Regions from separate parts of the Homo sapiens genome. Here region 1 is linked to region 2. A link is an interaction called in ENCODE POLR2A ChIA-PET data of the cell type or tissue named here. Cell type or tissue: GM12878. All regions are shown on one strand. Links, peaks and the distances in the headings refer to the core of each region. The heading gives the core; the rest is flanking DNA. Region 1 has its middle 3.4 kb from the start of IFNGR1. Region 2 has its middle 35 kb from the start of LINC03004.

What was found. ChIA-PET counts read pairs that join two places held together with the same protein. Peaks named below come from ENCODE experiments on the same cell type or tissue, not always from the same donor. Only the 100,000 strongest peaks of a DNase experiment are listed, where the experiment ranks them.
Region 1: POLR2A ChIA-PET joins it to region 2 with 10 read pairs; 4 of 35 experiments call an interaction of 5 or more read pairs at or near these places.

The regions. Positions count from the first base shown.
Region 1 is chr6:137,221,326-137,224,244 of GRCh38, forward strand. No RefSeq gene overlaps it. Among named protein-coding and RNA genes, the nearest start is that of IFNGR1, 3.4 kb to the left of the region's middle. In GM12878, for the core only: no CTCF peak of the experiment used is centred there; no DNase peak of the experiment used is centred there; H3K27ac peaks cover 1,392 bases.
Region 2 is chr6:137,629,146-137,632,064 of GRCh38, forward strand. No RefSeq gene overlaps it. Among named protein-coding and RNA genes, the nearest start is that of LINC03004, 35 kb to the right of the region's middle. In GM12878, for the core only: no CTCF peak of the experiment used is centred there; no DNase peak of the experiment used is centred there; H3K27ac peaks cover 1,304 bases.

The DNA of each region.
Region 1 (2,919 bases), core at 262-2,761, 410 kb before region 2:
CACAGAGATAAAGACCTGAGCAAGACAGACATGGCCCCTGCCCTCACGGAGCTTACTGTCTACTGAGGGAGATAGCTGTTAAACAAGGAATTACACAAGTACTGAAATCGTGATCATCATTCCCAAGGAGAGCAATGGGAAGAGATTAAAGGAGTATAAACAGGAATTTAACTTAGTCTACATTTTAAAGAAAGTCTTTCTTTTCTTTTTTCTTTCTTTTGAGACAGGGTCTCACTCTGTCGTCTAGGCTGCAGTGCAGAGGCATGATCATAGCTTACTGCAGCCTCAAACTCCTGGGCCCAAATGATCCTCTTGCCCCAGCCTCCCAAATAGCTGGGACTACAGGTGTACACCACCATGCCTGGCTAATTTTTTTTTTTTTTTTTGAGACAGGGTCTGACTGTATCACCTAGCTGAGGTACAGTGGCACAATCTCAGCTGACTGCAACCTCCACCTCCCGGGCGCAAGCCATCCTTCCACCTCAGCCTCCCAAGTAGCTGGGACCACAGGCATTTTTTTGTGTCTTTTGTGGAGATGGGGTTTCACCATGTTGCCCAGGCTGATCTCAAACTCCTGAGCTCAAGCAATCCGCCCACCTTGGCCTCCCAAAGTGCTGGGATTACAGGAGTGAGCCACCTCGCCTGGCCTTATGCCCGGCTAGTTTTTAAATTTTTTATAGAGCTGGGGTCTTGCTGTGTTGCTCAGGCTGGTCTCAAACTCCTGGGCTCAAATGATTCTCCTGCCTCAGGCTCCCAAAATGCTGGGATTACAGGTGTGAGCCACTGTGTCTGGATTTAGGGAAATTCTTTTTTAAGGAAGTTACCATTATGTTGTGACCTGAAGGATAAGGTAAAATTAGCCTGAATAAAGTTAAAAGATGGGGGTGGCCACCGGCTAATAAGAGAGGTAGGAAGAAGAGCAATAAACTGTATTTTAAAATCCCATATAAAAATCTCATACAGCTAACACAGAAACAAATGAGCGGTGCCAGCTTTCCTTGATAAATTTCCAATGCCTAATGGCTGGGGAATATCCAAGTATACGTTGGTCCCCACTAGAGCCTCAGATTAGTTTTTAAAATGAAGAAAACAAATTGGGGTGGAGCGTAGATCATTCCAAAGCCAAGTGTATACTGAAGTGCTGCTGCTCAGGAGCAAGGCTACATTTTGAAGACCATACTCACCTGCCTTTCAAGTTAATAGGCCAAATAAAACAATTTAAGAAGCTAGAAATATGATCCAATGAGAACAGAGCCTGTGTGTGTGGAACAAACTGTGCATTTTGGCTCTGAGCACAGTGCATTTCCTTCCTCTTTTCTCCAAAGCAGAAATGTCTGCCAGCTTCCCTTTAAAGGAGACAGCGTGAAGATTTGTAACTGAAGCATATAGTTTAAATTCCGCTGATTAGTCTGTAAATTATAGCCAATACTCTTGCCCTCTCACACTCTACCCATGCCTTTACACTGGCCCTTATTTAACTTTGTTTATTCCATAGTACTTACTACTATCTGGAGATTCTACTGGAAATTTAATATATCTATTAAATTTGAATTAAATATGAATAAATTGTATGTGTTAAATATATGCATTTTATATATATATATATTTCACAAATAATTACTGAAATTGTAGTAATTGTTACCAAGGAGAGCAACACGATTATAGGTGCGTAAACAGGGACTTAATCTGAGATTTAATGAAATGCATCCGTGTGTGTGTGCATACATAAAATATGTATATACACACGTAGAAAATTTTGTTTCAGTAGTCTCCCTCTTCCTCTAAAAAATAAATTTGTTTTCTTCACTGTCAGACCCCGAGCACCTAGCCAAGTGCCTATTACTCCATTAATATTTATGGAATATTGATGATCCTGAATCATCAATTGTATGTAATCCTGAATCATCACTGTCAGCATTGAGCAGCTGAACCAATGTCTGTGGCCACTTATTAAATAAATATATGATGAACAAAACAAGCTTGTAAAGAGGTGTGGGACTGAAGCAGGTATAGTTGAATTTATGGCTGGCTAAGCTATAATTGGGTCACTGATAAGAATTTAGAGAGATATTTGGATATCATACTGGTACTCAACAAAGCACTATCCTCTTGCCTTGCACTCAACCCTCCTCTTAGCTCTCATGCTGACATCCGATTGTATCAGACCAACCCCTGGCTTGAAGATGTTTATCCATAGACAGTCAAGTATTCTAGTAGTTGGCTTGTCTTAGAGCACTGCCTAGGGTAGATGCCACATGCTGCGTGGTGACTGTGGCAGATACTACTCATTAGCTGACTGCTAACAGCTCTTTTCGGTCCCCTTCTATCTTGCTGCCTCCCTACTGCAGAGGCTAGACAGGCTCATTACTCACTTTCCCAGCCTTTTTGGCAGCTAAGTGTAGGTATATGATGTAGTTTTGGTCAGCGAAACACAAGCAGAAGTCTGTGAGGCATGTGTGTGTGTGGTGGTCATCAGGTGTATAATGGGGAAGAGGATTGGAAAGCATTCTGTGAGAACTTTTCCTTTCTCATAGAAGGGGCAGATGCAATGGGAGAGTTTGCTGGCCTTGGCCCTTTTCCAATCTTCTTGCCTTGAATGTAGATCCAGTGACGCCTAGATCTGCAGCAGATCTTGGCAGTTTGCAACCATGAGGCAACAAGATTGAAGATGAAAAGTCAACAGCTACCAGTGGAAGAACAGGAAGTTAGAAAGCCTGAATCATCGTCAGCATTGAGTTTCTGAACTAATGTCTATGACCACCTGCCTTTGGCCTATGGGAGAAAAAAATAAACCCCTGTTGATTTAAGTCACCATCAGTTCGATTTTCTGTTAATCGTGCAGATTTTTTTTTTTTTTTTTTTTTTTTTTACTCAATGTCAGGCCAACCTAAATAGATTGGCTTTCAGAGAGTTGGAATG
Region 2 (2,919 bases), core at 297-2,796:
TATATATATGTATGTGTATGTGTATATATATATATGTATGTGTATGTGTGTATATATATATATACACACACATATATACACACACACAGGCTTTATATGATAAGGCTTTATATACAAAGCTTCATTATTATTATACATATATACAGGTATCATTATACACGTATGTATGATTGTGTGTGTGTGTGTATATATATATATGTATAAAGCCTCATTATCAAGAGATATAGCAAGAACACTGGATATAATAAGACTGAGCTCACTAAAGCAAAAGGAGTCAACTGCTTAACTAGGCAAATTTTGAAAATTTCCTTCCAAATCAGTAAAAAGAGGCCCAAGACTCCATAACCAGAAATTCTGATGTTGTATTGCTTGCAACAATTAGAATAAGACGAGATCTCAAATGTATGCTACAGAGCAAGGGTCCTCAACCCCCGGGACCATGGATCCATACTGGTCTGTGGCCTGTCAGGAACAGGCCTCACAGCAAGAGGTGAGCCGTGGGTGGGTGAGCATTACCGCCTGTGCTCCACGCCTCCAGTCAGATCAGTGGGGCCATTGGATTCTCATAGGAGCATGAACCCTATTGTGAACGGCGGATCTAGGTTGCCGGCTACTTATAAGAATCTAGTGCCTGGCGATCTGAGGTGGGAACAGTTTCACCCCAAAACCATCCCCTCCCCAAACCCACTTCCACGGAAAAATTGTCTTCCACGATACTACTCCCTGGTGCCAAAAAGGTTGGGAGCCACTGCTATAGAGGGTTCTCCAAAAGACAGAAAATATTTGTATCAAAAAAAATGACTTTGCCCATGCAGGAGTAGAAAGTACTTAAAATATTGCCTCATTTTAATTCTGAAATCATTTGTTTGAGGTAGCACTTCTAGGCCTCATCTTTTTTTGCCAGAACAATGTCCAAAACCATCAGCGAGATTGAGCTAATGGGCCAGGTGCGGTACCTTATGCCTAGCACTTTGGGAGGCTGAGGCGGGCAGATCACTTGGGGTCAGGAGTTTGAGACCAGCCTGGCCAACATGGTGAAACCCTGTCTCTACCAAAATTACAAAAGCAAATGTATCCAGGCACGGCAGTGCACACCTGTAGTCCCAGCTACTCGGGAGGCTAGGCAGGAGAATCACTTGAACCCGGGAGGCAGAGGCTGCAGTGAGCTGAGACCGCACCACTGCACACCAGCCTGGGCAACAGAGCAAGGCTACATCTCAAAAAAAAAAATTGAGCTAATGAGTGTGAAAGTACTTTGCAAATTCCAAATTACTTTGTATAAGTTAGTTAGTCCTATTTCTCTTGTGCTTTGAGATTCTGACATCGTATCCTGTGGTTCATAATAACTAGATAGCTCTAGTAATTCAAAGCTACATAAAACGTGGTTATTAAGTGAAATCATTAGAAATGTGTCCAGAAAAAAATTGCATTTTCTGAAGGACAGAAAATACACGTATATCTCTCTTGGAGAGTTTCAAGTAAGGGCTGCCTTAGGGTCCCCTATTAATGAGGCCATCTCTGACCCCTTAGGTGTGGATGTTCAGTTGTTACAATGTTTCTAACACTACTCTATTAAAAAGGCCAAAAACTAACTGCACAACAGATGGGCAAGTGCCCATTATGGGCCTGCCCTGTCAGTGCACTCTGCTGCAGCTGTGGTTGGACTTGCTCCCTTGGCAATTCCTGGGCTCACAGTGGTCAGTGAAATACTTAGGCAGGACGTGGAAGGTCCTAAGGTGCTGTGACAATGCTCCAGCCTCTACTCTTGTGTCTGGATGTGAGAGGATATGGCATAGACAGCTGAAAGCCTCAGAAGACAGGTGGAGTCCAGGAAATTCCATTTGCAGCTATCTTTATCAGGGTGAGCTGCAATTGTTTGCTGTGATAGTGAGCTGAAAGCAACAGTTCTATCAGATTATTTTTTAGAGATGACTAAAGTACACTATAGAAAGGAAGTGCTCAAGATCTGTTTGCTGATGTATTGCTTGCTTCATAAAGCTACCTATTAAGAAAGACACAAAATAACGAAATAATAGCCTAAACAATGTTAAAATAGGAAGATAGAAATAGGACTTTCTCTTTCTCATTTCTAAAGTGTGTATAGAGTTCTCTTATTCTCTCTATAGCATTCAGATACCCACTGGGAAGAAAACAAAAACAAAACCAGAAACCATCATAGATATTTCACAATGAGAAAGTTTGTTACAGGGAATTGGTTTCACCAATAATGGGAAAGCTGAGAAGCCAAATAAGGAGCAGCGAGAAACAACCCAGTGCTTAGCAATACAATAGCAGCAAGCTGCTACCACCTTAGGGCTGGAAGGAAGCTGGAGTTGCAGGGTCTGATGAGCCAGAGCTGTACAGCAGGAGTTACCATAGTCAGTACTTCTGGCAGCAACTGGAGCCAGAAGTTTAATTTCCTTATATGGTAAAGCAGAGGTTGTATTGTGCGATTACCTTGACTAAGAACTATCCTCTGACAGAGTTTCCAGGTTACCTCTCTCTCTTTCTGGATGTTCTTGATAGAGACAGAATCCAGTTATATTTTCTCCACTTTGCTAGATGATGTTATGGCCATCTATCTTTTACAAATAAATGCTAGTTAATTATTTAAGCTTTAGCAGTAAGCCTGTTCTCAGATCTAATTAAACATAAGTGAAAAATAAAAGACACACAGGCATGTACTCTACAGTTTAAAGCATGAAACTTTCCCTTTTTCTGTTAGGGAAAAAGTCAATTCTCCTTGAAGTGTATGGTGGTCTACTGCAAGTTCACTTTCAGCTCTGCTCCCACTCCTCCCCTAGTCTGCTCTGAATCAGAGGGGACTCTGAAAATAAAACATAAGTATTGTTTCCTCACCCAGATACAGTGCAGGTCTTAATACCATTTCTGAAATGTGCTAACTTTGGCCCTTGCCTA